Linked DNA regions of Homo sapiens: regions 2, 3 and 4 are each linked to region 1. A link is a loop called in an ENCODE intact Hi-C map of the cell type or tissue named here. Cell type or tissue: MCF 10A. All regions are shown on one strand. Region 1 holds the start of LOC124903888 (a long non-coding RNA gene). Region 2 overlaps LINC01756 (long intergenic non-protein coding RNA 1756). Region 3 has its middle 120 kb from the start of LINC01648. Region 4 has its middle 340 kb from the start of MATN1-AS1.

Region 1 (8,000 bases):
CTGATGAGTGGAGTCAGAGATGGGGTGGAAGCCCTGCCTGGGAATAGGACCTCGTTCTTCCCTGCCCGGTGGGTGGAGTAGTGGCAGGACCTTGTCACCAGGCTCTGATGAAGGCAGGGACCAGCTTCTTGGGATCTTTCAATCCCAAACTCTTGCCCTTCACTCATCGCAGTTCTCCCCACGGCTACTCCAGGTCCTCTTGAAATCCGTCCTCTCCATGGACTTCCCACATCCCTCTCTGCTCTAGGTTTGATTAACAGAAGGTTGTAAATGAAAACCAGCATCTCCCGAGGGCAGCCATGGTCTACTGACAGATGGCAAGTTACTTTGTAACCTGTAATTTTGTTTTTTTGAATTTTGTATAAATAAACAGGACTAAACTAATTAGGATTGTTCTTTTCTTTCTTTCCTCAGGCCTTGGGCTATAATGGGAGTCTCTTGGCCCCGTAGTGCATTGGTTACCAGGTTTCAATAAAGGGTTTGTCTTTGCAATTACAGTTCATTAATGGATTTACAAGGGAGAGAAGATGGCACAGTCCGCTAAGGGGATTGTTTTGCATTTCTCCTCTTTTAATTACATGGTTTTCTCCTGGACCAGTGCTCTTTGAAAAAAGGGGGCGGGGGTGGAGAGTCCCAATGCCCCATCTGTTCCAGATGTGAATGCAATTAATCCAGGAGAAGACAGGAGCTGCTCAGGGACTTCCTGATACCTGAGGCTGGGCCTGCATCCTCTTCAGAGCCGCCTGTGAGGCTGGGGGTTGGGGGGCCCTGCTACTCAACCCTGGTTGGCATCAAGGTATGTTGACAAGGGGAGGGGACCACTCTGCTTATGGGGGCGTCGCAGCCTTGGAGTATTTGGGGTCAGAATCAAGTTTGGGTCACCTATTGAGTTACCATTTTTGGGTGATCCCTATGTGCCGGGTGATATATACACAATTTCCAATTCACACTTCTCAGTGATCCTTTTAATAAACTTATTTCACAGACAGGGACACCAAGGCTGCCAGATGTAAAGTGTCACGTGGACAGGAAGTGGCTGGGCTGAGATTTAAATCCTGAAATCTCTGCCTCCCAAATCAGGGCTCTTTCCAGAACATGGCCTCTCTGAAGTTCAGGCTCACTATGGTGAAAGGGGTTCCTATTCCTTTCTTCAAAGGTTGGGACCATCACTGGTTAACTGGCCTTCCTGCCTTTGGGCTGTTGTTCTTTAGCCCATTCTGCACACTGATACCAGAGTGATGATCCTACTGTGCCCATCTGATCAGTTCACACCTCTGCTCAAGAACTTTCTTTGGCTCCCTACTGCCTCCTGAATAAAATTCAAACGTAGCCTGACACCTTAGGTGCTGTATGGTCTGGCTGCTGCTTACTTCCGTCTCACTTCGCCTCACTGTGATCTCACAGAGGTTGCATTCTAGAAATGTAGAACTATATGAGGTTGCCATCAATACTTCCATTGTGGAGATGGAGAGACAGGCACAGAGAACTAAAGTCACTTGTGCAAGATAGAACTTCCAGGGCTGGAGGTCCTGAAAGGGTGGCACTTTCTAGGCTGCGAAACAGGGTGAGGACGAGGGTAAGGGGTGTAGATATCTCTCCATTTGGGTCTTGCTCACCCATTGGTGCTCCAGGAGTCCCAGGCATTGCCATGGAAGTCAGATTGAGAAGTCTTGGGTGGTTTTTTAATTCTCCAAATGCTTCCTGAGAACCTGCTGTGTGCACAGCACAAGCCAGGTGCTGACGACAGGGAGACAGTGATCAACTAGATACTGTCCTCGATCTCAAGAGGCTTCTGGTCTATTTAACACAACAGATGGGACTGGAACACCTGAACAATGATAGTAATAAAACGACAGCCTTCCTTTATTGATGGCAAATATTGCACAAGGTGCACATTGCTGTTCTTGCTCACTGAGGAGTAACAAGTTCGAAGAGGTCAGACAGATTGTCCAAAACTGCGCAGCAAGAAGCTGCTCAAACAGGATTTGAACCGAGGATTGTTGGGCTTCAGAGGCTGAACCCCGTCTTCTGCAGTGAGCTCCCCTGCTCTGTAATTACGATGGGGGAAGGGCTAGAGGGCAAGGGACAGGGCAAGACACAAACAGGGTAAGATGCTGCAAAGAGTTGGAGATGTCAAGGCCAAATGCAGCTACCAGTAATAAGGGCCAGTGTTTATTGAGCACCTACTATGTGCCCGGCACCACTCTGGGCACTTTTCATAGACTAGACCTTGATTTGATGACTTCTCACTGTGATCCTATGAAGGATTTACTATTTATCATTCCATTTTACAGATGAGGAAACTGAAGCATGGAGGGTTTCAGTAGCATGTCAGTGTGCCCCATCTAGTGAGCGATGGAGCTGGGACTAAATGGATCTCACAGACTCCTGAGTCAGGTGCTGTCAGCCACAGTGCTAACTGAGCTGACCTAGTACAGCCATGCATTGACAAGTGAATATGATGTTAAAAAGGAATAATGGCGTAATTGCATGTGAGAGGGGGGACCAAAAGTAAATCATTCATTGATTTACTCACCCAACAGTGATTTACTGAGCACCTGCTCTGTGTCAGGCACTGGCTCAGGCCCCAGGGCCCCAGCAATGAGCAGACTGTCTGTTTCTGCAATCATGGCCCTACTTTCTCACAGGAGCCTGACTATGAAGGAAGGGGCAAAGGAAGTGTGGGAGCATCGCAGACACAGAAGTGCTGAGGAACATACCGGGAAGCTGTATTTGGCAGGGGGTGGGGGTGGGGGGTGCCCTGGCCTTTGCCCTGGAGGAGCGCAGTGTGAACATGGTCCAGGCCTGTGGTTTCAGACTTGATTCTGAACTTGTGCACGGTGCCAGGTGGGGCCTGGAGTCAGACAGGTGGACATTCCTACACAATCATGATGGCAAAGACCTGCATGCTACTTAACAGTTCACAAGCACGAGGTGAAGCCAGTATGGTTATCAGCCCCATTTTACAGATGACACACAGGCTTGGAGACGGGAAGAGACTCATCTGAGTCATGGCGTAGTGGAGCTGCAATTTGAAGCTGAGCCTGTTGGACTCTGAAGTTCCTGCTGTCCCTGTTCACCCTTTACTGTGCCTCGGCTGATGCTTTCTGAGCCTGTTTGCCCATCTGTGAAATGGACTGCTGACGCGGGGCAAAATCATCTCAGGGACTGCCTTGGACCTTGGAATTATGGATTGAAATTTTTTTAAAAATTTATTTATTCTGTCTTTATTTTGTCTTGTCTATAGTGAAGGTGTACAGCGGGATGTTTTGATACACGTAGTGAAATGATGACCACGGTGGAATTATGTGGTTTGAATGGGGCCGGAATGGCTGGCTTTGAGGCTGCTAGGGAGGAAGCTGGCCACAGGATGGCACCATTGGCCCAGGAATGGGGTGAGCAGGCCTTGCTGGGGGATGGGGCTCGGGCTTCATGGCTGTGAGCTGGGCTGGTCCCTGTCACTGTGGCACCTGTCGCACTTAATCTAATCTCTTTAATCCCCTCCTTCCCAACCTCCTTCCCAAAGGCTCCTGAGTGGGTGGTGACTTCTCTCATGGGAACGGTTGTATCCTCCCCAACTGCAGCTGGCCTTGCTATCCCATGCCTCACTCTGAGATGCCCTGGAGGGGCATGTCCAGAGGATTTGCTGGAGCAGGGGGTGGCAGCTCAGATCTGAGCGTTGGGGTGCAGTGGGGGCCAGGAAGGAGCACCCCAAGGAGGTATCTTCCTGTGCCCTACCCTCCCTCGTTCCTATGGACAAATTGTCCTTTGTCCCCAAATCAGAATATAAGTGCCTTCAAGCCAAAAATAGCTGCAGCCTGGTGGGGGAGGGGGATACTAGAGACACCAAACAGAGGTGTCGAAGGGAGCCCAACACAGGCACCTTGGAGGGACCACGGACTCTGCCATCCAAAGCCCTGGCGTGAATAGGCTCTGTCCCTGGTGTGCCCTATGGCCGTGGTCATGTGACTACAGCTCTGGGGCTCAGTTTGCTCCCCTGGGAGATGGGGAGAATGATTCCCCTTTCACTGGGGGAGACTGTGAACTGAGGGGATGTGTGCAAAGCACAGAGCATGGGCCGGGCGCCCTAGCTGTTGAGACGAAGGTGCACCCTTGTGGCGACAGCAGCGAAGGGTCTGGGCCCAGGCTGGAGGCTCAGATCACAAGTTCACACCAGGGCTTCAAGGAGGAGGCAGCCTCTCCTCCAAATTCCGAGCTGTCTTTCCTCCCTCATGGAAAACCTACACCAGGTCAAAGCGTCTCCCTTCCCTTTGCCCCTCCAGGGTGTGCGGTATCTCACGTGGCTTCTCTCTGTCCTTCCCCTTCCACGTGAGGTGCAAGCACCTGCCCTGTCCCATAAGGGTGATGGAGAGTCTGCTGTAAGGCGGAGTCAGGGGGATGGTCCAGGGAGTGTCTAGAGAGTGATGTGAAGGTGGGTGGTGGGGGGCATGTGCCAGCGCCCAGACCAGGGATGGGAGAGCAGCTGGGGTGGGGTGGGGGCACTAAGGGAGCAGAGGGGCTTATTCAGCACAGGGCATGGGGCCTGATTATCACTGTGTGGCCAGCAAGCCAGGCCATCCATGGGGCTGGGCCGAGCTCCTAGCTCCATGCTGGGTGCCTGATTTTCAGAGACTCTGGGGAGGTTGAAGTTCCCCTCACCGATTCTTCTCGGAAACTGGAGTTCTCTCTGTGTTTCCCCAGTGCAGACTGCTGTCCTGAGGAGGCTTTCAAATGCAGAGTCCCAGGCACCCTGATTTAAGGAGTCTCCAGGGAACTGTGCCCAGACCGGGGTGTGACATGTGGCTCCAAACTCAGGCCCTGAGTGACCTCGGGAAGTCCCTGACCCTCTCTGAGCTCTGTTCCACTGATGACACCGCTGGCTGTGTCAGGCACTCAGAAGGCGTTTTGTCCACGTGGACTGAGCTGACACTCCAGCACCCGCTGTGGGAACTCTGCCAGCCAGTGTTCGCTGAGTCGCACTCAGCCTCTCCTCAGATTGAGGCAGCTTTGCTCCCTGGAGGCTTGATAAAGATACATAGTGAGTGAATGAGGGAAAGCATGAACTTGCTCTCCTTGCTTCCCACAGCCCTTCCGTGGTAGTAATAGTAAATAATTTATAAGTGGTGACTTACAGTGTAGTATCTACACAGTAGATACTACTCAAGTATATATACTTATGTATAATACTTGTATATTATAGAATAAATAAATTGGCAGGAGAATCACTTGAACCTGGGAGGTAGAGTTTGCAGTGAGCCAAGATCACGCCAGTGCACTCCAGCCTGGGTGACAGAGAGAGACTCCATCTCAAAAAAAAAAAAAAAAGATGTGTTATTTTATAATAGTGTACTTGTGGCATGTATTATATTTCCTAACTAGTAATTAGTAAATATAAATTTATAAACAGCCAACATATATTGGTGCTTATGATGAGCCAAGCATTGTTCCAAGAAAAGGCTAACTTCCTTTATTCCTCACACTTCTTTTGGGAGGTAAGACTGTAACTGAAACACCTGCAGGCTAGGTCCTGCCGCTCACTGCACAGAAAGTCAATCACTGAGACAACAAGTACTGTTGGGGAAGAAGGCTTTAATTGGGTTCTGTAGCCAAGGAGATGGGAGATGGGAGATTAGTCTCAAATCTGTCTCCGACCAACTAAAATCGGGGGTTTCAATAGCAGGGAAGAAATGTACCTACATCCAGGAGAATAAGAATTAGGGAGGCGTAAGGAAGAAAAACTGGTCAACAGGAAGCAGGTGGTCAGTGAGGCCATCATGATGGGTGAGGAGTCTGGCATCTCATTGTCCTGATGCAGTGATCCATGCATTTCAGCTCCTTGATACTATCTGGGGCTCTGATGGTTGGTTTGCTGAGAATGGAACTTAGATAAGACAATTGTAACATTCTCAAGTTTTAAGACTGGGAGGGTCAATTCTATGTCTATTCAAAAGAAACCAAAAACGTCAGTTCTAACAGACAATTGGTCTGGTTTCAGGACTACCCCAGGTTCACAGTGGGGGAAAGCAAGGCTAAGAAGACAGAGGAACCTGCAGCAGCAGGTCGGCCTTGGCACTGGGACCCAGGCTTGTCCACCCCACATGGCCCCTGGGTCTTCCTTCCTCCATGGGGAAATCCCTTTGTTGCCCCAGGTGCTCTTTGGGGCACCTCTGGTTCATGGGTTGGGGTCTTGCTCCTGCGGGCTTCATCTGTGAACCTGCTGCAGTGTGGCCAAGTCCCAGCTGCAGAACAGGCTGGAACAGACCCCTTGCCCAGCCCGGCAGCCTCCACTCCCGCCTGGAGGCCTGTCTGCCTGCCATCTTCCTCCTCCCACGGCTGGTGCAGCTTCTGCTTGGGCAGGTCGCCACAGTTCGAGAAGGATTTTCCCCTCTTCTTGGCATCAGATTTTCCCTTGCAGTCTCCTGACTTCGTTCCTGGCAGAATTCCTTCTCCTGAGTACTGCAAGTGTCTTTCAGCCACTCTCCTGTGAGTGGTGCAAAGCAAGAATTCTGTCCCATGCCTGGGGCTTTTTCCAGGAGTTAGGAGTATTGGGGAGTGCATGTGATGAGCACCCCAACGTGCATCCCATTCTCAGGGGCCCTTGGGTCCATCACAGCCCTCCGTCCCCCCGCAATGGGCCTTCCCTCACAGGGCTCATGGTCAACGGAGCCCCCTCCAGCTGCCACAGAGTTTCCTTTGCCCAGGCCCAGCCTGGGAGCAGCAGGCTTGGGTGGGGCCTTTCCAGGCATCGGTGGATGCCCCATGGTGTCCAGGGGGCAGGAGAAGCAGGTCCTGAGCTGCAGGTGAAGGTTTGGGGTCATTGGCAAATATGTAGATGACTGAAGCTGCAGTGAGCGATGAGCCCCCGGGGGGAGGAGTTGAGAGGAAGGTCAGGGGAGAGGGCCTGGAACAGAGCCCCAGGACCCCTACACTTCAGGGACAGCCAGAGGGACCAGCAAGGGAGCCCGAGGAGTGGCCAGGGGAATAAGAAGAAAATGAGGATGGGGTCCCAGGGACCAAGAGGAGAGAGGAGGAGGAGATGCCCTCCATCCCCCCAGCAATGGATCTTCCCTCACAGGGCCTATGGTCAGCTGAGCCACCTCCAGCTGCCAGAGTTTCCTTTGCCCAGGCCCAGCCTGGGAGCAGCAGGCGTGGGTGGGGCCTTTCCAGGAGGGAGAAGAACCGGCCCTGTCCTGGGCTGGCCTGGGTTGGGCTGGGCTGGGCTGGGAGAGGACAGGCCACGTCCACTTGGGATGCTGCCTCCTCCCCGGTCCTGCTGCCTCTCCAACAGCAGTCAGAGCCACCCAGGGAGTGGGGTGTACTCACTGGGATATGAGGTGACCATGGGTTGTGGGTGCACAAACATTTGATATTTCATAGTTTCCCAGTCATGTATGTATTTTAATAGTATCAGGAAAAAACCCATAAGAAATTAGCGCATTGAAGCCTTGATTTCATGGATTTTGTTGCTCAGGGTGAGACAAATGGAAAACGGCCTATTTCAAGTCAGATTAAAGGGATGATTGAGTCAACATTGTGCAGGGGGAGGGGACAGCAAAAAGCATGAACGTGTCAGAGAAGCTGCTCAAGTGTGAGGGACGTGGAGGAGGCCTCTGAGGCCCAGAGTCAGACACCCAGGGCCAGCCTGGCTCTGCCTGGGGCTGAGGGGCCTTGGGCAGGTCGCTGCATCTCTGTGAGCCTCAGTTTCCTCATCTGTGATATGGGGTGAGCAGTAACAGCTCACAGGGTTGTGGCGACGGTTGATGAGATGAGGAGGGTGGCGTGCTGGCAGGAGCTTGGCACAGGGTCAGCCCAGCCAGGGAAGCAGAGGTTGGTGTTATCATTATGATTATTATCGGCTTTGGCACCACTGTTATTCAGGGACTTTATTCTGGGTGAGGTGACTGATGGCTTTTAGAGGGGAAGGGGCCAAGTTCTTGCCACCCCAATCCTCAACAGAGCTCCATGAGGGCCATCCCCACTAGGGAACTCCTCCTCGAACT
Region 2 (8,000 bases), 1.4 Mb after region 1:
GCGAGGATTGTAATTCCTCCTGCTGGAAACTGGGTCCATGCGTTTGGCTTGAATACGTTGATTTGTCAAAATTACCATTTCCTGGGGCTGCTCACATCAGAAGCAGCAGGTGGTTCTTCCGTGTGCTTCAGAAAGCACCCCAGAGTCCAGCTGGGACAAATCCATCCCTCCAAAGCGACATCTGCTGGAAGGCAGCACTGAATTATGTCGCATTATAACAGCATTTCACTGGGTTCCTGTGACCTTTATTTAGCCAGAGCCGGAATCTCCTACCGAGGGGCCCGCTCCCCTGTCTGGGGACTTTTCCTGGCCTGCACCAGGCAGACTGCATCATAGCAGGTAGGACGGGGGTCAGGGTGAGGGGTTCTGGGCCAGGCAGGGGTGGGCAGAGATAGGCCCCCTTGGCGGAGAGGAGAAGGCGGGGTTGAGAGGACCACATCCATGGGACAGTTCTCTCCGCGGGGCTGGTCACCCACCATGGGTGGCCCTGGAGACTCCTATCCCCTTCATCCATTCCTTTTCTCACTCACTCAGTAAACATTTCTTGGCCACTGATGTGCCAGGGTGACATGCCAGGTTAAGGGGACACAGAGGTAGGGAAGAGCTTGCTTTTATCTCAGGGACTCACAGTCTGGAACAAGAGACAGAAACTCTGTGTCAAGAAACAATAACAGGCATCAGGGAACAGGAGGAGGGAGCAGTTAACTCCCTCCAGGGTTAGGGGGACAGGGGTGTGTCTCAGGGTGGCTGCCCCAAAGGGTGCTCTTTTTGAAGCACATGGATGAACCACCTGTTGCTTCCAATGTGAGCAACCCCAGGAAATGGTCATTTCAACAGCTTGCCCTGAGTCAAGGGCCCCAGTGCTGATAGTTTATCTGAGAGGGGAACCCTCTCAGATAAAGTGTGGAAATGGAACGACTAAGTGGGGAAAAGAGAAAAGTCAGTGAAGCATGAACTAAGCACTAGGCAGTGGGTTACAGCGACGGCAGCTTCGGGGCTCAGTCCTGCTGGGGAGCCTCTGAGGCCTGCGTGGAAGATGCCCCCAGAGCCCACTCTCATGACTCAAGGGGTAGTGGGCACTGTTCACCACCTCTCGAGGCATTAACTCCTCCTGTCCCCTGTACTCCTAGCTGACACCTGCCACACAGACAAGCAAGTTCTCCAGGTGCCAGAGAGAGAAAGAGATGCAGGCATTTGAGGTGGGAAGCTGTCAGCATGCTCAGAACTGTCTGTAACTGCAGAACTCAGAGTGCCAAGGGGAGGGGGACACCAACCACATCTGTTACAGCATCTTAGGAAAGCTGACATCTGAGCTGGGTTTGAAGGTGAGTAGGAGGTTTGCAGCTGGAGCAAGCAGGGTGAGTGGCTCATCTGGGCAGTACAAACAGTATGTGGATGGGAGGGGAAGAAATGAAAGTGGCTCGAGGGGCCAGAAGATTTCAAGAAAGGAATTTATTTTAAAATTAAGTATGGGGGAGATTGAGCAGGCTTTATGCAGGGAAGTCAGGGGTGCTGACAAATGCCGGGGGAAGTGGGGACAGAGAGAGAGAACGCTATAGGGACAATGTCCCGCAAAGGCAGAAAGGAATCAGTCCGGAAGGTGGAAACGGACTGGCCCTCAACCAGAGGAGAGAGTCTGTCCTGAGATAGTTAAGAGTCCTCTTCCCAAGCGGGCTGAGAACAGGTTCAGGAGAGAAGGGAGTATTTGAGAAAGTCAGGTCACTACTGGGAGTGAAAAAGCTGATGGTGGGACTAGGGGAGAACTTAAGAAAGGTGGAGGATCTGAATAGTCCTTGAAGGGAAGGGCGGTTGGAGCAGATGACAGGGAGGTGGCAGAAACGATGGGTGATGCTGGAGCCCGCTGACGTTGGCAATCACCCCTTGGCGATGTTGCCAGTACTCACTAAGTGCAGTTTTCTCAGCAGCTTCTCAGCAGCTCAGAACAGGAGTTGAGAAAGCAGATGGCTGCCTTGGCAAGTGGCTGGGGATTGGTAAGGCAGGGAGGCGAGAGGAGAATGTCAGCCACCTGCAGGCACAGAATTCCTCGGGGAAGGTTTCACTGGCTTTCCATTGCCTTCCTACCCTTGGACCTGGGAGAAGAATGGGGAAGGGTTGAAAAGACCAGGGCTAGGGGTTTCAGTGCCTAGGCTCTCATCCAAGCTCTGCTGCTCACTTTCTGTGTGACCCTGGGCAAGCCACCTCCCCTTGTAAGACCCCTCTTTCTATACCTATTAATTCAGGACTTCTCATCCTCAGCACTACTGACATTGCAGGCCAGATAATTTCTTGTTGAGGGGCCAAGGCGGGGGCTGTCCCATGTATTGTAGGATATTTAGCAGCATCGCTGGCCTCTACCCACTAGATGTCAGTAGCAAAACCACATTGTGATAACCAAATGGTCCCTGGGAAGCAAAATTGCCCCCAGTTAAGAAGCACTGTATTAATCAGAATAACGATAATACAACTGGAATAATAATGTAAGTGGAATAATAATGACAAGATCTATCCAGCCAAGCCGTAAGAAGAAGGGTTGTCATGAGGATCACAGAACATCATGGAAATTGAGGTGAGGAGAAAGCCTTTGCAGGTCATTAGAGCAGCTTGGATGGAAGTAGGCATCTGACACAACTTCTCCTCACTTTCCCCACCTGTAAAGGACATAGGTTAGAAGCTGAGCTGGGCCTAGAACCCAGGCATCCTGATTCCCAGCTCTAGGCTTTGGCCTTTCTGCAAGGCATGCTGGGAAGATGCCACATCCTCATCTTCACCATGTTCACACAGAAACTGGGACTTTCCAAGACGGATCTGAAGGAGGCAGAGGTGAAGAGAAAGGCCAAGAGGAGAGCAAGGGGGAGGCCAAATCTTCATCTCAAATCTGATTAAGATGGAGACAGCAAGGAGGCCAGATGCCAGGGTGGAGAGTATGTGAATAGAGACCATTCAGAAGACAGAGACCACACCAGTAACCTAAACATGGAAAATGTAATGTAAAGAACTGTTCATGAGGCTGGGCGCGGTGGCTCACACCTGTAATCCCAGCACTTTGGGAGGCCGAGGTGGGTGGATCACCTGAGGTCAGGAGCTCAAGACCAGCCTGACCAATATGGTGAAACCCCATCTCTACTAAAAATACCAAACTTAGCTGGGCATGGTGGTGTGTGCCTGTGGTCCCAGCTACTGGGGAGGCTGAGACAGGAGAATTGCTTGAACCTGAGAGGCAGAGGTTACAGTAAGCCAAGATCACGCCACTGCACTCCAGCCTGGGCAACAGAGAGAGACTCCATCTCAAAAAACAAAACAAAACAAAAAAAAAAAAAACAAAGAAATGCCATCCATCTCTATAGCCTTTCAATACCCCTCCACTGCCCTCTATTGACAGAGATTAACATTGCACCAGCCTGCAAACAAATGTTTATAGGGTCCAGCTCCAGTAACACAAAGCAGGACACAGAAGGGTGGACTTGAGAAACAATTGGTGGAACCATCACAGTCCTTGCCTTTGACGAATCAGCTTCCATATATATCTACTACACACTTTTAAACTTCCCTTCACAACAAGGCAACTCTGTGTTTCCACCTAAGGAGATGCAGTTATCCCTTGTACACATAAGGAAGTTCCCACCCTTGCCTCAAAATAAGGAGACACGTAGTTCCAACATCATTCACCCCTTGCTGGCTATATGAACAACTCCTCAAAATCAGCACAGTCACACTGAATATTCTGTTTCCTAAAGGCCATATGGTAAAGTTAACCTCCAATAACTGGTATATAAATAACAATGGGGAGAACACATGAACACAAAGAAGGGAACAACAGACACCCAGGCCTGCTTGAGGGTGGAGGCTGGGAGGAGGGTAAGGATCAAAAAACTACCTATTGGGTACCATGCTTATTACCTGGGTGACAAAATAATCTGTATACCAAATCCCTGCGACGCATAATTTACCCATGTAACAAACCTGCACATGTAACCCCTGAACCTGAAATAATAGTTGGAAAGAAAAATAGGCCAGGCACAGTGTCTCACACCTGTAATCCCAGCACTTTGGGAGGCCAAGGCGGGTGGATCACGAGGTCAGGAGATCGAGACCATCCTGGCTAACACAGTGAAACCCCGTCTCTACTAAAAATACAAAAAATTAGCCCGGCGTGGTGGCACACTCCTGTAGTCCCAGCTACTTGGGAGGCTGAGGCAGGAGAATCACTTGAACCCAGGAGGCGGAGGTTGCAGTGAGCCTAGATCGCGCCACTGCACTCCAGCCTGGGTGACAGAGCAAGACTCTGTCTCAAAAAAAAAAAAAAAGAAAAAGAATAATACCAACGGGAAGAAGGAGAAGGAAACAATTAACATAGTCATAAATATATACACATAACAATAAATGAGAAAATATGCAAAGCTACTCTAGTCCTCATTTCTGTAACTGACCACAAGGCCATAATTTATATCTATGATTTCCTTCTTCCACTACCCATTCCGAATCTTCCCTACCCTCAACCAGAACCTCAGCTAGTTGGGGTTTTTTTTTTACCAGGAAGAGAAAGTCAAAACTTCATTCTTGAATGATAGGAGCCCTCAATTATCCTGCCTTTTTTGGATTGATGAAGTTCTCCATTAACCTGTACAGTTGGGCTTGGAAGTACTAAGAGGCACACCCGCAGAATCCCCTTAGTTCCAGACATAGCCCTCCTGTCCCCATCGTGTAGAAGCAATCCAATTTTTCCGTGGAAACCAGGATCAATCATTCCATCCAAAAGAGTAACCCTTTTATCGGCCTGTTTGATAGGTGACGTAAGAACCCCAAATGGCTAGAGGCAGTCTCATCCTTCCATTCATTGGAACCAACGTTGTGTCCTCTAGGATTCCCCCCATCCTTGCCTTAGGAACAAAGATATCCAAGCCAGCAGAGTTCAAATTTGCAAAGACAAGAAGCAAACATTCTCCAAGTGGGTGATTAAGAATAATAATGAGAGGAGCCTGTACCAGTTGCCATTTATTGCTTCTGAGTTCCAAATCCACCCCTCATGGCCTGCTTGTGAAACTAGAACGTTTTCTCTTGCAAGTTGGCATGGTGTTGATTTTGTCAATAGATGGCACTGGCAGGATGTTGGACACTCTGATTCCAGAGTACTTGGCTTCTTCTTGCATTCGGTGGTGTGCAGGACACTCAGTAGAGCACACCGCTGGTGATAGCAGCAGCCCTCCCATATCTGGCTTCTCAAAGGCAGGATCTATAGAAGCCCCAGCTCACTTCCACTCATCTTCCCAAAAATGGCTTCCTATCCTCCCACCCCAAATACTCTGAGAAACTTCTTGGCAGCCAGTGCTCCAGCTGGCTTCCCAGCAAGTTCAACAGAAACCCTCACAGGCAGCTTCTGAATTTCATCAGCATCTCAGCAGGCATGCCCACTAACCTTAGCCCACTGTGGGGAAAAGCAAGAGAGATCAGATTGTTACTGTGTCTGTGTAGAAAGAAGTAGGCATAGGAGACTCCATTTTGTTCTGTACTAAGACAAATTCTTCTGCCTTGAGATTCTGTTAATCTATGACCTTACCCCCAACCCCGTGCTCTCTGAAACATGTGCTGTGTCAAACTCAGGGTTAAATGGATTAAGGGCTGTGCAAGATGTGCTTTGTTAAACAGATGCTTGAAGGCAGCATGCCCCTTAAGAGTCATCACCACTCCCTAATCTCAAGTACCCAGGGACACAAAAACTGCGGAAGGCCGCAGGGAACTCTGCCTAGGAAAGCCAGGTATTGTCCAAGGTTTCTCCCCATGTGATAGTCTGAAATATGGCCTCGTGGGAAGGGAAAGACCTGACCATCCCCCAGCCCGACACCCGTAAAGGGTCTGTGCTGAGGAGGATTAGTATAAGAGGAAGGCATGCCTCTTGCAGTTGAGACAAGAGGAAGGCATCTCTCTCCTGCCCGTCCCTGGGCAATGGAATGTCTCGGTATAAAACCCGATTGTACGTTCCATCTACTGAGATAGGGAAAAACCGCCTTAGGGCTGGAGGTGGGACAGGCGGGCAGCAATACTGCTTTGTAAAGCATTGAGATGTTTATGTGTATGCATATCTAAAAGCACAGCACTTGATTCTTTACCTTGTCTATGACGCAAAGACCTTTGTTCACGTGTTTGCCTGCTGACCCTCTCCCCACTATTGTCTTGTGACCCTGACACATCCCCCTCTCGGAGAAACACCGACGAATGAATAAATACTAAGGGAACTCAGAGGCTGGCGGGATCCTCCATATGCTGAACGCTGGTTCCCCGGGTCCCCTTATTTCTTTCTCTATACTTTGTCTCTGTTTCTTTTTCTTTTCCAAGTCTCTCGTCCCACCTAACGAGAAACACCCACAGGTGTGGAGGGGCAACCCACCCCTTCAGCCCACCATGAGACCATCTCTGGGCTGACAATCCAGTGAAATTTTCTACCATCCAATAGGCTGCAACTACACCCTCCTCAAGGGTCTGAATCCCAGCTGTGGAGAGGATCCTCTCTTCCTTCTAAGTTTTGGGCCTTGTACATTCTCCTTCACTTTAGTGGTATTCTTTAGAGTTCTCTTTTATTCCCCCTTAGTTAATCTCATATGTTTTCTGTATCTTGATTGAAAATTGACTGACATAGAACCACTCCCACTTCCACCCCTGATTAATGGACCCAGGTATTCTAACAACAAGGAAGGTAGCACTATACAATGGTGCCTGATTCAAAGCATATATTGCATCCTTTCAGGGAATGTCTCCCAAGTGGTGCCATACCTGAGCCTTCAGTAAGCCATTCCATCTTTTAATTAGACCGTTCACTTCCAGGTGATGAGTGATGTGGTAAGACCAGTTAATTCCATGGGAATCAGCCCACTTTTACATTTCCTTTGTTGTGAAATGAATTCCTTGGGAAGAGGCAATTCTGTGTACTATACCATGATAGTGGGTGAGACATTCTATGAGTACATAGATGGTGGCAGGGACAAAAGAATCACAGGCAGGGACATCAAATATATCTCCAGATAATGATTCTATTTCAATAAGGAAGAATCTATGCCCCCTACATGATGGGAGATGTACAATGAAATCAAGATGAAACCTGGTAGATGACCAGTCTATCCAGGGAATGGTGGCATACTGTGGGCTCATGTTGGTCTCTTCCGTCAGAAGATTGAGCACCCAGCAGTGGCAGTATCCAAAGAAGTCCTTAGGAAAGGGATGTTCATGTTTTTAAGCCCAGGCATATCTTCCATCCCTGCCACTACAGCCACTTTACTCATGGGCCCATTGGACAAGCATAGGGACAGAGGAATAAAGAGGTTAACTGATCATCACAAAGCATGTTATATTGCTCACCTACTTATTGAAAGCCTCCTCTGCAGTGGATGCCCTTTAGCAAACATTCACATGGGACACAAATCTTCACAGTCTATGCCCATTCTGAGAAGCCCATCCACATGACTCTTCTGCAGAATTCCCCCTCTTCCATCTTCCAGTCCTGTTTCTTCCAAGTCTCTGACCAACCAGCCAAACCATACCATTAACAACTGCTCATAAATCAGTGTAGAGCCATACTCTGGCTATCTCTTATTCCAGAATGGACAACCAAATATACTGCTTATAAGATTTTCCCTCACCACTGTATTTCAAGGTCACCCTAATGGGGCTGTGATACCTCAGTCTTCTGTTTTGGTTGGTATATCGGACAGCACCATCTGTAAACCAGGCTTGAGTTTTCATTGTTCAGCAACTGGTCATAAGGAGCTCCCCACGAGGCCATAGGCATGATTTGAGGGGGACAAGGCAATGCGGCAGAAGTTGATGAGAAAGGAGTTTGAACTACTAATTCATACAACTTACTCATACCTTCCAGGCTTGCCCAAGTGAGGTCTCTTTAATAGCATTCTCATTTGATGATAGATTGCTGCCACACAAAGCTAACCTTATAACTAGTTGCGTCAATAGAATCTCAATTAGGAATCTTAGGCTGCATGGTCACTTGATGTCCC
Region 3 (8,000 bases), 800 kb after region 1:
GGTTACTCAATGCTTCCCTGTGCTGGGCTCTTCTACTTGTCCTAGGATAGAAGCTTCTCCTAGGAACACAAAACTAAAAAGCAGCCCCCAATTTAAAGGGCGCGCTATTTCTGTGGGCTAAATTGTGTCCTCCCAAAATTCATGTATTGAAGTCCTAACCCCCAGTGTGACTGTATTTGGAGTTAGGGCTTTTAGGAGGTAATTAGGGTGAAATGAGGTCACAAGGGCAGGGCCCTAATCCCTATTGGATTGGTGGCCTTATAGGAGGAGAAAAGAGTGAGATCTCCCCCTCTGTCTACACGTGTAGACACCTGGGAAAGGCCTTGTGAGGACATAGCAAATAGGCAGGTGTCTGCAACCCAAGCAGATAGCCCTCACCACACACTGATCCTGCTGGCACCTTGATCTTGGACTTCCAGCTTCCAGAACTGTGAGAAAATAAGTTTCTGTGGTTTAAACCACACAGGCTGTGGGATTTTGTTCTGCTATGGGATTTTGTTCTGGCTGTCTACGCTGACGAAGACAAGCAGCCAACGAAGCACCAGGAGTCACTATTCTGGCAGAGGTGTCTACGGCATGGAAGGCAGAGCAGCTACTTCCTCCTGGTAGGATCAGGGAAAGCTTCAAGCAGGAGGTGACACCTGAGCTAGTCTCTGGTGGGTGCCGAAAATTTCACCAGGTGGGAGAGAGGAAGAGTATTCCAGACAGAGAAGACACAGGTACAAACGCCCAGACCTGAGGAGGTGCCTAATATACTGAGACAATTTCTATCATAGCCAGAGGTGAGGAGCCATGCAGGGCAGAGGCGGAGCCAGGACAGAGGCAAGGCTGGGTGTGCCCTTGGATCAGCAAGTAATCAAATGCCATGCTAAGGGGATCGGACTCCATCTAAATGCCAGGGGGCCCTTTAGAAGTCTTGAAGCAGTGAAGGAGCCATTTAGTCTTTGAAGGAGGTAGGGTCCTAAAACATCCAAGATCTTTTCCGGCTTGAAAATGCTGTGAGCCAGCAAAGCCAGCAACAACTAATGACTTTCACTGGGTGAAAGTTAATAGACTTGTTTGAATTGAGGTTGCACAAATAGATTTGAGGTTTCATGAAATCCTGGGAGGAAGCTGGGGGCAGATCACAGAGACCAGAGCTGGTGGGGGAGATCAGGGCCATAGTAACCTAGGCTTCCTTGTGTGGTGTCACATAGAAACACACAGCCAAGCACCGGGATTAGTCTTCCTAGGAACAGCCTCCCCATCCAGCTTTCGTCACCCACCAGATGTGGCTGCAGAGCCCAGACCTCCCACTGCTTCTGCTGGGAATTTACATACAGACTTCAGGAGCAGCCCCCAAGACCAGTCCCTCCAAGACCAGCCCCAGTGAAATCAAACCTTTTCCCCTTTTATTTTAGAGCCTTTAGAGTCAGACTTCCCCTTGGGAGGTGATAGATGCCCATCTCATCAAATTGGTAGAAGCCAGCAACTCTCACAGCAGTGAATAGAGACCCTTTGAAGGAAAATGTCAGGCCAATAAAACATCAAAGGCAGTTTGGCTTCCTAGGTAACAAGGAATAATGATGATGGGCTCCCAATTCCCCCAGCAAGGCAGAGCTTTGGAGATCTCCAGTGGAGGTGAAGTAAAAAGGCTTTTCCTGAACCTAATCAGGAAAAGCGTCCTCAAATGACCACATGTGGTGGATGCTGTCACAGCAGCCCTACTGGGCAGATGAGGATACTGAGGCATAGATAAGCCACGCCCTCCTCTGGTGAGTGCCTAGGTCCTGGCCTGATGGACTCCAGCCAGCACGCTCTTTACCACTCTGCTCACTAGGCAGGAAGCAGGAGCCCGCAGTGTTAGGTCCTCCAGAACCTCAAAGCTGTGTCTGTCATGGGATCAGGGTCCAGAAGTCCTGCATTTGAATTCCAGCTCAGTCAGTGCTTCAGAAAATTGGGATAATAGTCCTAAGATCGTAGCATTTTGCAGGGGGTTAAAGGGCAAATGTGTATAATGTGTGGAGCATGGGGTTTTGCACAGAATAGATCCTCGATGGGTGCTGACTCCCTTCTTTCTTTCTCCCATTTATAGATGAGGAAATAAAGCCCTCAGTTATAATATCATCAGAATACTAAAGATGATATTAGCAGCTCTAAAAACTTCGCCCTAATATTTAAGGGTCTGCCATGATAAAAGCTGATTTCTCTCCCATGTAAAGTTGAGGGTAGGTCTTATTGATGGGTAGGTGGCTCTCTGCAGGGGGAAACTTTGACCCATGCCCCTTCCAACTTGCAGCTCTGCCGTCTTCAACACCTGGTTTCTGAGGTCAAGGTCATCTGGCTCATCTGTATGGGGCTGGCAGAAAGGGAAGGAGCTCCTCCTGTGAGGTTCTCAAGGGCCCAAGGTGGAAGCAAGACCTGTCACTTCTGCTCGCATGCAATTGGCTGGAATACAGTCACACGGTCCCACCTACCTACAGAGGAGGCTGGTGGACATAGTCTTGCTGTGTGCACAGGAAGGAAAAAAAAACATACTTGGTGAACAGCTGAACAGTCTATGTCACACCTGGAGAAGTGAAATTATGTCCGAGGAAATCCAGCGGGTCAATAGCTGAGCTCAGTTTCGAGCCCAGGTTTCCTGTGTGCACCTGGGTCCCAGGCTCTTCCCTCCACATGTTGTGCTCCAGAGTGAGGCAGAGTCACGGGTGGCCAGTGGAACCTCAGACATGGGTTCACCTGAGTAGGGGGAAGGAGGCACACAGGTGGTCAACCTATTGTCTCTGTTGCCTGGAGGAATGACAGGTAAGGGACAGAGAGCCACAGCTCCAGGGCTCTGGGCTGTGAAATGGGTCCAGATGCAGAGTTGACCTCAGGCAGCCGTTGGGAACAGTTTCCTCTCCTGCCCCACAAGGCTGCAGGGAGAGGACCCACTGTATAGGATTGTGTGAGGGTGAAGGGAGATTTGACACCCTCATTGCTCACCTTTTCCAGCCCTGCTTTCAGGGCTTCTTTCAGGGCCCTACTTTCTGAAGGGCAGTTCTGATGTAGTCAAGCTAAGGACTTTGAACAATGTTAGTTCCAGGGACCTCTCCTTCCCAGGGATGTTTGAATACAATAGGAAGCTGGGGAAAGGGGAAGGCAGTCATGCAGAAGTCGAGTCCCTCTCATCAGACAGGTGAGGATGTGACACTCTGATAGGGGATGCTTTATAAATATGTGTCCCAACCCAGACATCCCACCTCTAGGAATTTAATCCTTAGAAACAATCAGGGATGCACACAGAGCTCTAATGTATAGGATATTGCTGATAATAGCTAAAGAGCAACACACAATAATCTAATAATCTGGAAATAATCTATACACCTCAAGAGTTAGGTAGAGTTATTTATGTTACATCCACTCAAATGAAAACTAGGCAATAATTCCACATTTCAAAATTATCCTGTGGAAGATGTTAAGTGGCAAAGCAAGATTTTTATGCCATAGTAAATGTAAACAGAAGATTATAGAACAGTGTGTTCTATACAGTATGTTATCCTTTTTGTAGGAAAAATGTAATTATACAAACACACACACACACACACACACACACCAATGTTTGATAGAAGTTATCTGTGGGTAATGGGATTGTGAGTGATTTTTCTTTTGTCTTTTTCTTTCTTTCTTTTTTGGTTTGTTTTTATTTTCTATGATGAACATGAATAATTTTTCAAGGAGGAAAAAATATATTCTCAAATCAAGAGGTTTGGGAGCTTTCATTGGCATCCTCAGGACTGGGTAATACCTCAGAACAAGGAAATTCTGTCCTTCTTTGACTTTAGGTTTAGTAATCAAGAGTGTCTGAAACAGAGCCAAGGCTACATAGGTAAGGCCTGGGCTTCTTTTGCCTTGGAGATCATTGGTAATTGTATTTTTTGAATTTTTCAAAGTGTTCTTGTGTCTTAGTCCATTTTCCATTCCTATGATATAATACCTAAGACTGGGTAATTTATAATAAACAGAAATGTATTTTACTTATGGTGCTGGAGGCTGGAAAGTCCAAGAGCATAGTGCCACCATCTGGTGAGGGCCTTCATGCTGTGTCATCCCATAACAGAAAGCAGAAGAACAAAAGAATACATGCAAGAGAGAGAGAAAGAGCATGACGGGCCAGGCTCACTTTTGCAACAACCTACCCTCAAAATAACAAACCCATTTCCATGATAACAACATTAATCCACTTATGAGATCTCTGCCCTTATGATTCTATCACCTCTTATTAGGATTCACCTCCCAACACTATTGCATTGGGAGTTAAGTTGCAACATGTGAACTTTTTGGGACACATTTAAGCACATCAAATATCATCTTGATTTCAGCTTTCTAACTTATAATTCCAATGAACTTTTACCTTCTTGATTAGATTGAGTATATGCAAAAGAGTTCAAAAACACTGTATTAGTCAGCTATTGCTTTATAACAAACAACCACGAACACTGGTGCAACATGCTACAATCAGTATGTATTTCTCACACATCCACAGGTTGGTGGCTCTGAGACTCAGATCAGATGCAAATCTGCCCCCATGTACTCCTTACCCTCCTAGAACCAGAGAGATAGACAGGGCATCTTCTTCTCATGAAAATGGCAGGGGCACAGGATGGCACACAGGAACATGCAGTGCACCTTAAAGCCTAGATTCTGAACTGACAATGATCACCTTTGCCCACATACCATTGTCTGAAAGAAGTCATGGGCTGAACCCAAAGTCAAGAGGCTAGGAGGTTTACTCTGCCTTCTGTAGGAGTAGCTGCAGTCATGTGGCAGAGTGCTTGGGTCCAGAGAAAGGTGAAAAATTAGGACCAGTTCTCTAATACAGCGTCTCATATCCACAAATGGCCACTGCAGTCAGGTCATGGTGCAAGATAGCTAAACTCACTTTGGACACTTTAAAAATGACAATATTCCTCCTGATTCTAAAGCAATACAGAAGTATAGTGAAAAAGTGTAAAGGAGAACATGAGTATTGCCATAATTCCATTTCCTCAGACGACCCCTGTTAGGATTTTGCTGCATGTCCTTGCAATATGCACATCAATTTACATACTCAAATAAACATAAGCATATATTTACGTTAACAAAAGTGGGAGCATACTTTATCTGGTTTTGTACACTACATTTTTCACTGAATCTCATTTTTTGAGCTTTTTCTTGCATGATTAGATATTCTTTTGAAACCAGGCTTTTTCATGGCTGTACTGTATTTTAAAGTTGCACTATAAATTACCTAGACCTGCACACTCCAATGTGGTAGCTGCTAGTCACATGTGGCTGTTTAGCACTGGAAATGTGGCTGGTCTGAATTGAAATAAACATAAGCATAAAAACTGTACATTCAGGCCGGGCGCTGTGGCTTACGCCTATTATCCCAACACTTTGGGATGCTGAGGCAGGTGGATCACCTGAGGTCAGGAGTTCAAAACTAGCGTGGCCCACATAGCAAAACCTCATCTCTATTAAAAATACAAAAATTAGCCAGGCATGGTGGCACATGCCTGCAATCCCTGCTACTCGGGAGGCTGAGGCAGGAGAATCACTTGAACCCAGGAGGCGGCGGTTGCAGTGAGCGGAGATCACACTGCCCTCTAGCCTGGGCAATGGAGTGAGACTCAACAAAAGACTATACTTTCGGGGTCATTTCTATAGTCTGAAATAAATGTAAGCATAAAATACAAATCAGATTTTGAAGACTTGGCACAAAAAAGAAGGTACAATATCTCACTAATAATTTTTATATTGATTATAAGTTGAAATACTATTTTGGATATATTGGGTTAAACAAAATATATGATTAAAATAAATTCCACCTGTTCCTTTTTACTTTTTAATGTGCATACAGAAAAATTAAAAATTACATATGTGTTTATATTTGCGGTTTGTGTTGTGTTATACTTCAACTGGGTGGCACTGATCTGGACTCCTCTGTGGTTAGATATTTAGGCTCTTTCAGATTTTATCCCACTATAAACAACACCATAGTGAGCATCATGGAATACAGTACTAGTCAGCACTGAGCTGTGTTCCTATTACCATCCCCTTTTATAGATGAGAAACCAGGACTCAGAGATGTCAGCAACGTGCTCAGGGTCACACAGCAGCTATTTAATTGGTGAAGTCAAGACTAAAACCCCAACTTGATTGACTCCCATGATTTTTATCAGGTGGCTATCCCCACTTTTTGTGTATCTTCCTGATAATTGCCTTGGGATTAATTTCTAGAAGTAGGAGTCATGGGTGAAAGGGTTTGCACATTTTCATGCTTTGGGAGCATATTGCCAACACATCTTCCAAAAAGAAGTTGCCGATTCAAACTGTAAACAACAGTCTACTCAGCAATTATCCACAGGGTGTTTACCGTGAGCCAGGCACCATTCTATGTGGAAAAAGTCCATGATAGACAAGACAGACATGACCACCCCACCCCCCCTCCCCGACCCACTCCTGGGGCTCATGTGACCACAGCTTCCTGGGGCAGAGAGAGGTGACAAGCACTGAAGAGAAAACACGCTAGTCTCAGGGAGATAGAAGTGTGCACTGTGAAGTGGACAAAACAGAGGGATAGAGCAGTGACGAGGGTGGGGCAGGGTGGGCAGGAGGCTCCACTTTAAGTAGGGATATTCGGCAGGGATTCTCAGAGGAGGTAGCCTTGGGCTGGACCCCAGGTGACCGAAAGGGAAGATTGGAGGAGGAGGTTCCAGGCAGGATATAGGACAAATGCATAGTTGCCAAGGTAGGACTGAGCTCACTAGTTAGAGGGCCAGGGAGAAACCCTGGGAGTCTGCAGCCCGGTGAGAAAGAGGAGGGGGCAGCGAGGTAGGGTGGGAGGTGAGCAGGGCAGGACTACAGGAGGATGCGACATTTAATTCCAAGTGAAGTGGGAAGCCCTCAGGGACAGCGGGTTCACATGTTGTGGGACCTGAAACATACAATTTGGAGCATCCTTTTTAGAAAAGAAGAGCCAGATTCCAGAATTAGGAATCAAAATGAGCTATGTAATTGAACATTTATTTAGAGTGAGAAAAGAATTCACAATACATTACAGATTTTAAAAAGCTAAAAATTACCAAAAACATTACAGAATCAACAAAAATAACAGTGTTTTTTAATTAGCTCCTGACACATCTCCAGAGTCCTTTTTTTCCTTACATTTTTGGGCCACATTCTCCTGGATTACATCTTCTGTGGCAAAGACTTCATAATACCGTTTTTCATAGAGAGAAGAAAGATTATTTAGTGTTTCCTCTGGCTGAGTTTGATAGAAATTGATTTTTTGTTACTGATGGTTTAGGAACATTTTATTTTCATCGTTGCAATTGATTATTGATGACGTCCCATATATCATTAGTACTATTGCCAAATCTGGGAAAATCACTATCCAGGTTTTTTCATATAGCAGCCATGAGATTTCAGGGCTTTTTAAAACTTCTTGAGCAACCGTGAACCCCAAGTAATTCTTGAATTGATAATTCTCACTAAGCACATTGCTAGGGCCCTTCCCAGGGTCTTAAAAGGGTCAGGGGAATGGCGGGCCCTAAAGCTAAAGCCACATGTAAAGCCGCCTCTAACTGAATGGGATTCCACTAAGGAGAGGAAGGATCTGACTATCCTGGCCGCTGTGCAGAGAATAGACAATGGGGCAGCGGGGGCAGCTGGACAACAGCTGGGCTGTCCAGGAGAAATGGTAACACAGGACAATAGAACTGGGAGAGATGAGCAGATTCCAGGAATCTTTGAGATGTGCTGGCGTTGGGGTAGGTGGGGAAAAGAGGCCTCGAGGATGACCCAAGGTTGGACTGTCTGGGCCACCAGAGCCCAGATTAGACTTGTTGCTTGACTATTCTCTTTCTTCCTTGTATTTTGCGGTCCAGGGCCTGGCCTGCTCGCCCCAGTCTCCTCCCTTTGCTATCTGGGCTTTTTACACATACTGGAACTAGAGGCTCACCCTCAAGCACAGCCAAGTGAGAACTGATGGAAGAGTA
Region 4 (8,000 bases), 330 kb after region 1:
ATACAAGGAGGGACAGGGCAGGAGCCCAGCTCAGAGCTTGGACGTGTCCTTCCCGTTGGGAGCCTCGCTGGACTTCCCCATTGACGGGTGGCAGCAGCTCAGAGTTGTGGCATTGCTGTGGCATTGCTGTGAGGATCGCAGGAGCATTGGAGGCGGAGTCAGCCCTGGCTCAGCACAGACAGAGAGGGTCTGCGGGAGGGCCTGGGCCAGGGCGGTCTGTAGGAGATGGGAAAGGAGGGAACCAACAGTGGTGCCCAGACATTGGAGCAGGTCAGACTCACCCAGGGAGGTGGTAAAATACAGATTCCCTGGCCCTCTCCAGAGGTTTTGGTTCCCAGGAATGAGGGGGTCCTGGGAACCTGCCTGAGAACAAGCTCTCCTCCCTCGGGGGCTGGCCGCAGCTGGCCACAATTTGGGGGCCCTCTCAGGCCCTCAGCAGGTAGAGCAGAGCAGGGGAACCAGTCAGTGGAGGCTGGAATTGGAGGACGCAGAGTGAGCCAAGGTCCTGGCAGATGACAGGTGAAGGGGGTGGGCTGTGACCGGGCACATCATTGCCCCTCTCTGCACTTCAGACCGCTGGTCTGAGAAATCAGGGGTGGTACCAGCACCCCTCCAGGGGGCGGTGCCAGGCTTGAATCAGTGCAGGCTGGTGCTGCCCTGGGGCCCCTCCAGAGTCTGTGTTCTTCCTGATGTTGACAAACACCCTCCCTATCCCTTGGCAGCCATGCCCCCTGCCCTGAGGTCAGCCCAGGAACCACAGGGCTCTCCCCCAGCTCTGGCATCATCAAGACCCTCCAGGAGGCTGGCTCCTGCCAGTCCACCCCAGGCAGCATCCTCAAAGATAAACCATTTTCCTAGTGGCCAAAATGTAAACCATATTGCTTGTAAAATGCAGTTCAAACAGAATTACCAGAATCCTGTGTCACCAGAGCAGGCATCACACAGCCGGCATCTTCAAAGGTATCAATTATCATAATTAATGAGACCTTCCCCAGACTCCTGACACAATGATCTGTCAGCAGGAGCAGCCGAGTCCAGCCAGAGCTGCCTGTGAGTCAGCAAGGATTGTGGGAGGAGAGGGATTGGCCCACACCACCCCGCCTGGCACCTTCCCCCTCCCCACCCCCAGTGGGGGTTCAGGGTGCTCCATCCCTCCCGACAGCCCAGGTGGGGCAGCTCCATTAGTGGAGGTGGTGCTCACCCTGCACACTCCACGGTGAAGTTTCTGAGACTTGGAAGCAGGAGGTGAGTGGGAACACGTGTGCATTCAGGATCATCATCATCATGTGGAATAATAAGGATAATAAAATAGTAATGACAATAGCAGCTCTCACATACTGAGCACCTACTGTATGCCAGGCCCTGAGTTAAGATGTTATGCCCATGAGCTCATTTGACCCCATTATCCATGGTGACCACAGAATTCATCCTCCGACTGGGATGCTTGGGAGACTGGAAGATGGCACTGGGAGTAATGACACCCACCCCGGCCCCTGGACAGCCTGGCTCCCCTACTTCAGGTCTCAGCTCAGACGTCCTCATCTGCGCGCTCCTCCTGACTGCGTCTCACGTGTCACTGTCCCACTCCCTCCCATCATGCACTGCCCCTTCACCTGTCCTGTGTCCCTGACCTCATCGCCACCCACATGCCCCACAGCTGGTCAGTCCTTTATGTGTCTGTCATCTCTCCCCATTACCATGTGGGCTCCCCGAGGGGAGGGATGGGGCCTCTTCTGTCCACTGTGGTGTCCCAGGGCCTCAGCCAGTGCCTGGGCCACGGTAGCTACTCATCCTGTGATGATAGATGGGTGAATGAATTAACGAAAAGTCCTGAAATACAGGAACCGGGATAAGTGTGCACTTCTCCTTTCTAAGACTTCGCTGGGGTGTCTGCTCTCCTGGAGAATCTTCTGTAACCCTGAGTCACTGTGCAGGCCTGGGAGGACGGGAGCTGGGCCTGGGGCCGAGCCGCACAGTCTGAGTCTGAGCGAGTCCCCTGATGTGTCAGTGATAGTCTGCAGCGAACTTGCTTGTCTGTACATTTTACAAAATGCACACTGGTCTCCTACATTAATCACATGTGGATTGGATCCCAGGAACAGGATGTAGCAAGCACATCAGATTCCCTGGTAAAACAGATGCCAAGTAGAGTGTGGGAAACCAGTCCCACGATAACGCAGGGGCCTGCTGCCCCAGGGAGGGGCTGTTAGCTTTGAGTGGAAACCAGATCAGGAGAAGGCTCTGCAGCAAGTTCATTCAGACTGCGGCACAAGCTGCTCCACCACTTGGAGCTTATGACCCAGCAGATTTCACCATACTCAAAGCATCTATGGCAAACAGGGTGCTGTATAGAACCCCTGGCCAGCACCAATAGGGGAAACCCAGTTCAGACTTATAGGAGATTTTGGAGCAGTCTACGCCCTCTTTTGCAGATAACAGCGTTCCTTTTGAGAAATAGCTCCTGGCTTGCTACTGGGCTTTGGTAGAGACTGAACATCTAAATATGGTACATCAGGTGACTATGCAACCTGAGCTTCCCATCTTGAACTTGGTATTGTCTAACCATAAGGTCAGGTGAGCACAACCTAGCAAATAGAAGAGGTAAGAGATAGGTTCAAGGAGATTGGGAAAGTATGAGTAAGAGGCATGGGCAGGTGGTTCAGAGTCTTTCAAAACTAGCCCCTGCTGCATCTCCCCGCCCCAGCAGATGCTCCTGGGTGTTCCTCAGGACTGGGAGGAGGGCGTTCCTCCTTCTCCTCCTGAGGTGCTGACTGAGGAATAAGGAACTTGAGTCTGGTTGACATATGAGTCTGCACAGTGGGCTGGTATCACCCTAAAGTGGACAGCTGTCCCACTATGGCCCCACACTGGGGTGACCTTGAAGGACCCTGGTGAAGGGAAATCCTCTCAAGATTTTGAATAGCACATTTGGTTTTCCACTGAGTCCAAAGTGAGAGAAGGCCAGAGGATAGGGTCTACATGGACTCATGTGCATGGACAAATGTTTGGCTGGTGATCGGGGACTCGGAAGGAACAGGGCTGGAGCCTGGTGGTGAGGAAGTGTGGGGAAGAGGTGTGTAGCTGGACCTCAGAATGGCCACAAGTGGTGACAATATTTGTGTTCCAAGTGAATGCTCACTAAAGGGCATCCACTGCAGGTGAGAACCCTAATAATCAGATGGACAAAATGACTTTCCACACAGCCACCCTAGTGTTTGCTCAATGGGTCCATGGACGAAGGGGCTGTGGTGGCAGTGATGGAGGCTGGGCATAGGCTCAGCAGCATGGGCTGCCCCTTGTCAAAGCCGATCTGGCTAATGCTATTGATCAGTGCCTAGTCCACCAGCAGCAGAGACCAACACTGAGGCCCTGGTGTGGCACCCTGTCCTGCAAGGACCTGCCTGCCATCTGGGGCAGGTTGAGGACATCAGACCTTTTCATCATGGAGGGCATGGAGTGTCATCCTCCATGTTCTGGGTGTGAACTTGCCTTCCCTGCCCATGCTTCCTCCTCTGGCATCATTTTCCGTGAACTCCCAGAATGTCTTCTGCCATCATGGCATCCTCATGGCACTGCCTCTGATCCGGGAGCTCATGCCACAGCAGAGGAGGCGTGGTCACAGGCTCTAGTCCGTGGGGTTAGCTGGTCTTACAACACATCTGGAAGTGGCTGGCCTGACTGAAAGGTGGAATGGCTTCCTGAAGTCTCAGTTGTGATGCCAATTGGGAGACCACACCCTGAAAAGATAATGTTCTTTCTTGCAAGACACAGAGTGTGTTTTGAACCAGAGGCCATAATACGGTGCTGTCTCTGCATAGTCAGAACACCCAGGCTCAGGGACAAGGGGTAGAAGGTGGCGTGGCTCCTGCCACAATGACACCTAATAACCCACCCACAAGGACTTTGTTCCTGGTCACATTGTGGCAACTGTGTTCTCTGCTGGCTTAGAGGGCTTAGCTCCCAGGGACACAGCAATGGTTCCACTGAATCAGAAAACGAGACTGCCACCTGGCCATTTTGGGCCTGTGCCACTGAACCAACAGGGAAGAAAGAGGTTAATCTGCTGTCTGGAATGATTGCTCCCAATTACCAGTGGGAGACTGGGATGCTGCTGCAGTGTCGGGAAGAAGACCCCGTCTTGAAATCAGGGGATTCTCTGAGGTGCCTCTTAGTGCTCCCACGTCCCATAGTAAAGATTAATGGAAAACCACAGAAACCTACTCCCTGCCCAAATGAAGGCTGGATAGCAGAGCCTTCAGTAATGGAAGTTTGGGTGACTCCACCAAGCGGAGAATACTGACATCTCCATCTGAGCTTTGGGTTGAGACTGGGGGCGGGGAAGCTGGCGGGGGGAATATGGAAGGAAGGGTGGAGAAAGGTAGCCATACATATCAATGATGACCTCATGACCAAGTAGGAAAATTTGCATGTTTTCAATTTGCTTACTCTATGTCTGTGTTCACTTACATATGCTAGCTACTTTCTTCTTCTTTTTCCTTTTTCCCATTTTTATTCTATATACAAGTGGTTGGAAGTTAACTTAACAATTTAGTCTTCAGTAACAGAATAGTCAGTGAACTGTGACTGAATTTGAGGAGTAATTTATAGCCAGCAGTGGATGCAATGAGTCTTGGGATCATGTGCCTCCTCATTTTGGAGAAGGATCTTGTTCCCTTGTAAGACAGATAGCTGTCTCTTATGAGATGGAAATGATAGAGTTCTGTTGCTGTTATATGGGAATCCAAATGTGTGTAGAGTGTGTCTATGAAAGGTGAGCAGGTGTGGACCGTGCCAGTTACAAATTTATTGCCTCTCAGCTCCAATTCACGCCTCGTTGCCTGATCTGTGAAAGTGGAAATGGGTACCACTCTGAATATTTTTCATTTCCCGGTTGGCATGACATTAAATGTGGTCAGTAGAGGGCAGCAGAGAGACATTGCAAGAGGAGGGAGCTTTCCTTCCTAGTTCTGGTTTCTTCCTGGGTTAGGCAGGCTATGGCCGCAGGACTGGCTTCCTTAGGTCCCAGGTCCTGTAGCACAGGTGGCTTCCCCAGCACCCAGCCTTCTGGCACATGTGGCCTCTCTAGCATTCCCTTGGTCCTGTGCAGACAGCATTCCCAGGCCCAGCTCCTGTAGTACAGGCAGCCCCACCAGCTCCCAGCTCCTGCAATGCCAGTCCTTCCTCAGTGCCCAGCTCCTGCAGTTCAGATGGCTCCTCCAGTGCCCAGCTCCTGCAGTGCGGGTGGCTCCTCCAGTGCCCAGCTCCCGCAGTGCGGGTGGCTCCTTCAGTGCACAGCTCCTGCAGTGTGGGCGGCTCCTCCAGTGCACAGCTCCTGCAGTGCAGGGTCTTTCCCTGTGCCCAGCTCCTGCAGCCCGGGTGGCTCCTCTAGTGTCCAACTCCTGCAGTGCACGGCCTTTCTCATGCCTAGCTCCTGCAGTGTAGGCAGCCCCTCCAGTGCCCAGCTCCTGCTGTGCACAGTGGTCAGCAACTCCCAGTGGCCAGCAGCAACTCCCAGCAACCCCCTCAGGTGGTTCTGTAGCCACGTGCCTTCCGTGATTCACCTCCCCGTAAATGGTGTTTCTCTGGCATCCTAGAGAGTAGATTCCTGACAAGTTCTGGAGGGCAGATTCCAGCAAGTTCCACTCACGTGGCAGTATGGCAACTTCCTGTCCATTCAGTAGCCACAACTCTGCCCTCTCCAACAGGGCCTGGGTTTCAGCCGTGGGGCCTCCCCCTTGGTGGCCCTCTCTAGCCCCTGAGCAGTGGCTGCTCTTCAGATTGGCTGTTTCTGTATTCCATAGTGCCCCCGCCACCCTCACTAACGAACCCCTTGTTACTCCAACCCACTGTAGCAGTTAATAATTCTTTGTATTAAACTTTCCCTGTATGGCTTCTGTGTCCTGCTGGAACCCTTGCTGAGACATCGGGGCCGGTGTCCTGACAACCACCCCGGCAGAGCTTGGTCCAGCTCCACCACCAAACAGCTGCGTGGCCTTGAGCCTGTCGCCTCCCCTCCCTGGGCCTCTTCCTCATGTGGGAGACAGCAGCCTGCCCCCGGGCTGCTTCAAAGATGAAGGCGGGTGAAGAATGCGGCGGCGCTTTGAACCAGCGCATGGGAGGGGAGGGAGTCCATTTGACTCTCCTCGGAGTGCACAGGCCTCCTGAGAGGGTTCTTGAGATGGTCCCCACCCCTGCCTGCCCATCCTCCAGCAGCCTGTTTATCCCCTGTGCAGGACTTGATTATGGGGCTCAGCCAGCCTGGCAGGCCTTGCAGAACCCAGCGACTTGGGCTGTTAACTCCTTCTGAGCCAGCCCGTGAGTCACTTAGCAGATGTGCACACATGAGGATGGGGAGGCAGTGCCTGCAGGGGCCGAGAGTCAGAGCTGCCTTGCTGCCGGGGCTGGGAGTCAGGATGTGGTTGTGGGCATAATTCCCGCGGGAGACTTGGTTTCCCTTAGAGTTCTCTGAACCTCATTTGACCCTTTCTCATAAATCCTTATCGAGTGCCTATTACACAGTGAGCACTGTGCTGGGGCTGGGTTTACGTCGGGGCATCGGGAGGGAAACAGACACCTCCACTGACCACCTGGAGCCCAGTGTCCAGCAGGAAGGACAAATATTAATTTAAAAAATTCCAAAACATACAAATACCCACTGGGGAAAGTGCTCTAAGGGGAGTTAGAGGAACTGTCCTTGGGGGGAACCTTGAATGAGCCCCTTCTCCCTCTGCACCTCAGTTTCCTCATCTGTAAAATGGGGCCAAGCGTGGCATCCACCCCATAGGGGGGTTGTGAGGGTGATATGAAATCTCACCTGTAAAGTGCTCAGTGCGTGCCTGGCACACAGCACATGCCCATGTGCTGATTATTATTAGGATTATGATTTCAAGTTTCTTCATCAGAAGCACGAGATGAGCAGGAACCAATCATCATCAGTCACTGTGTGGCCACAGGCAAGCCGCTCTCCGCCCTGTCCTCAGTTTCCCCATCTGCTGACAGAGAGATGGGAGCTCTCTGCTCAGACATGGGGTCAGGTTTCTAGTCAATGTCAGGGTCCAGGGCTCCTCCCCGAGACCAGATTCCCAGAGGAGGACAGGGTCACAGCAGCCATTGGTCAAGAGGCCGCAGGGGTGAGCAAGAATGGATGGGGTGAGGCACATGCCTGGTCTTTCCTGGAAGCTGTCATTGCAGCCCCCTATCCGAGGAGCGAAACCTGTACAGGAACAACCTGCTCTCTCCTTCCCCCGACACAGCCACTCCATCTCTTCCCACCACCCACTGCCAGGCCCCCTCCCAGGCCCTGGCCTCTCTGGCCACACCGTCAGCCTGGCACAGGGAGTAATTCTGGATTAAGGGGGTTGAGCTGGCTGGAGAGGCCTTCAGGTCATCTGGCTAACCCCATCCCATGGGGGAACCTGAGAGTGGGGTCTGGCGCTGCTCATGGTGTCTTTGGCCCTTGCATGGAGCATGGCACACAATAAGTGCTTAATAAGCTTCTATAGACTGGGTTGGTGAATTACGAATGACTCAGGGGAACCAGACCCAGCTGCCCAGTGACAGCTGAGTCTTTCAACTCCCCATCCATCAGACATCACCAGCAATACCCTGTCTTGGGTACAGCACCCGGCTGTTTGCAAATCCCTGCTGTCCATTGTGTTGCTTTTCTTTGTCCTTCAATCCTCTGAGCAACATCACTGAGTCTGCTTTACAGAAGAGGAAAGAGGGGCTCAGAGAGGGGAAGGGACTGACCCACTCAGGGGAGCTGGGAAGGAGCCTCTGAGAAGGACAGCCTTGGCTTGGGGTGACATCTAAGCCAGCCCCTTAACCCTACTGGGCAGGGGTGAGGGCAGGGGCGGCTCCTGCGGAAGCCCTGCTGCTTTCCAGGCTGCTCAAGAACACGAACTCCTTAATCCCCAGCCCTGGTGTCCCCTCTGCACTGCCCACGCTGTCTGCACCTGGCTGGGTGTGTGCACATGTGTGGAGGTGCAGCAGCAGGCGTC

The links. A loop is a pair of places that touch in the nucleus more often than their neighbours do. Peaks named below come from ENCODE experiments on the same cell type or tissue, not always from the same donor. Only the 100,000 strongest peaks of a DNase experiment are listed, where the experiment ranks them.
Region 2: a loop joins it to region 1, with 10 times the contacts of the local background. A loop is called at or near these places in 6 of 110 quality-filtered maps.
Region 3: it touches region 1 in a loop (26-fold over the local background); 5 of 110 quality-filtered maps call a loop at or near these places.
Region 4: it touches region 1 in a loop (8-fold over the local background); 24 of 110 quality-filtered maps call a loop at or near these places.

The regions. Positions count from the first base shown.
Region 1 is chr1:30,703,661-30,711,660 of GRCh38, reverse strand. MATN1 (matrilin 1) reads left to right here. Exons shown (of 8, transcript NM_002379.3): 8 at 1-384. It overlaps LOC124903888 (a long non-coding RNA gene), which reads left to right and starts at 1,482. Exons shown (of 2, transcript XR_007065565.1): 1 at 1,482-1,564; 2 at 2,970-3,215. RefSeq lists an enhancer at 3,299-3,799. In MCF 10A, a CTCF peak has its summit at 3,370 (motif pointing right); a DNase peak (open chromatin) is centred at 3,380.
Region 2 is chr1:29,336,471-29,344,470 of GRCh38, reverse strand. The region is part of intron 1 of LINC01756 (long intergenic non-protein coding RNA 1756); the gene reads left to right. Among named protein-coding and RNA genes, the nearest start is that of LINC01756, 9.6 kb to the left of the region's middle. In MCF 10A, a CTCF peak has its summit at 3,407 (motif pointing left); a DNase peak (open chromatin) is centred at 3,390.
Region 3 is chr1:29,908,653-29,916,652 of GRCh38, reverse strand. No RefSeq gene overlaps it. Among named protein-coding and RNA genes, the nearest start is that of LINC01648, 120 kb to the left of the region's middle. In MCF 10A, a CTCF peak has its summit at 4,052 (motif pointing left); no DNase peak of the experiment used is centred here.
Region 4 is chr1:30,377,489-30,385,488 of GRCh38, reverse strand. No RefSeq gene overlaps it. Among named protein-coding and RNA genes, the nearest start is that of MATN1-AS1, 340 kb to the left of the region's middle. In MCF 10A, a CTCF peak has its summit at 4,917 (motif pointing right); a DNase peak (open chromatin) is centred at 4,948.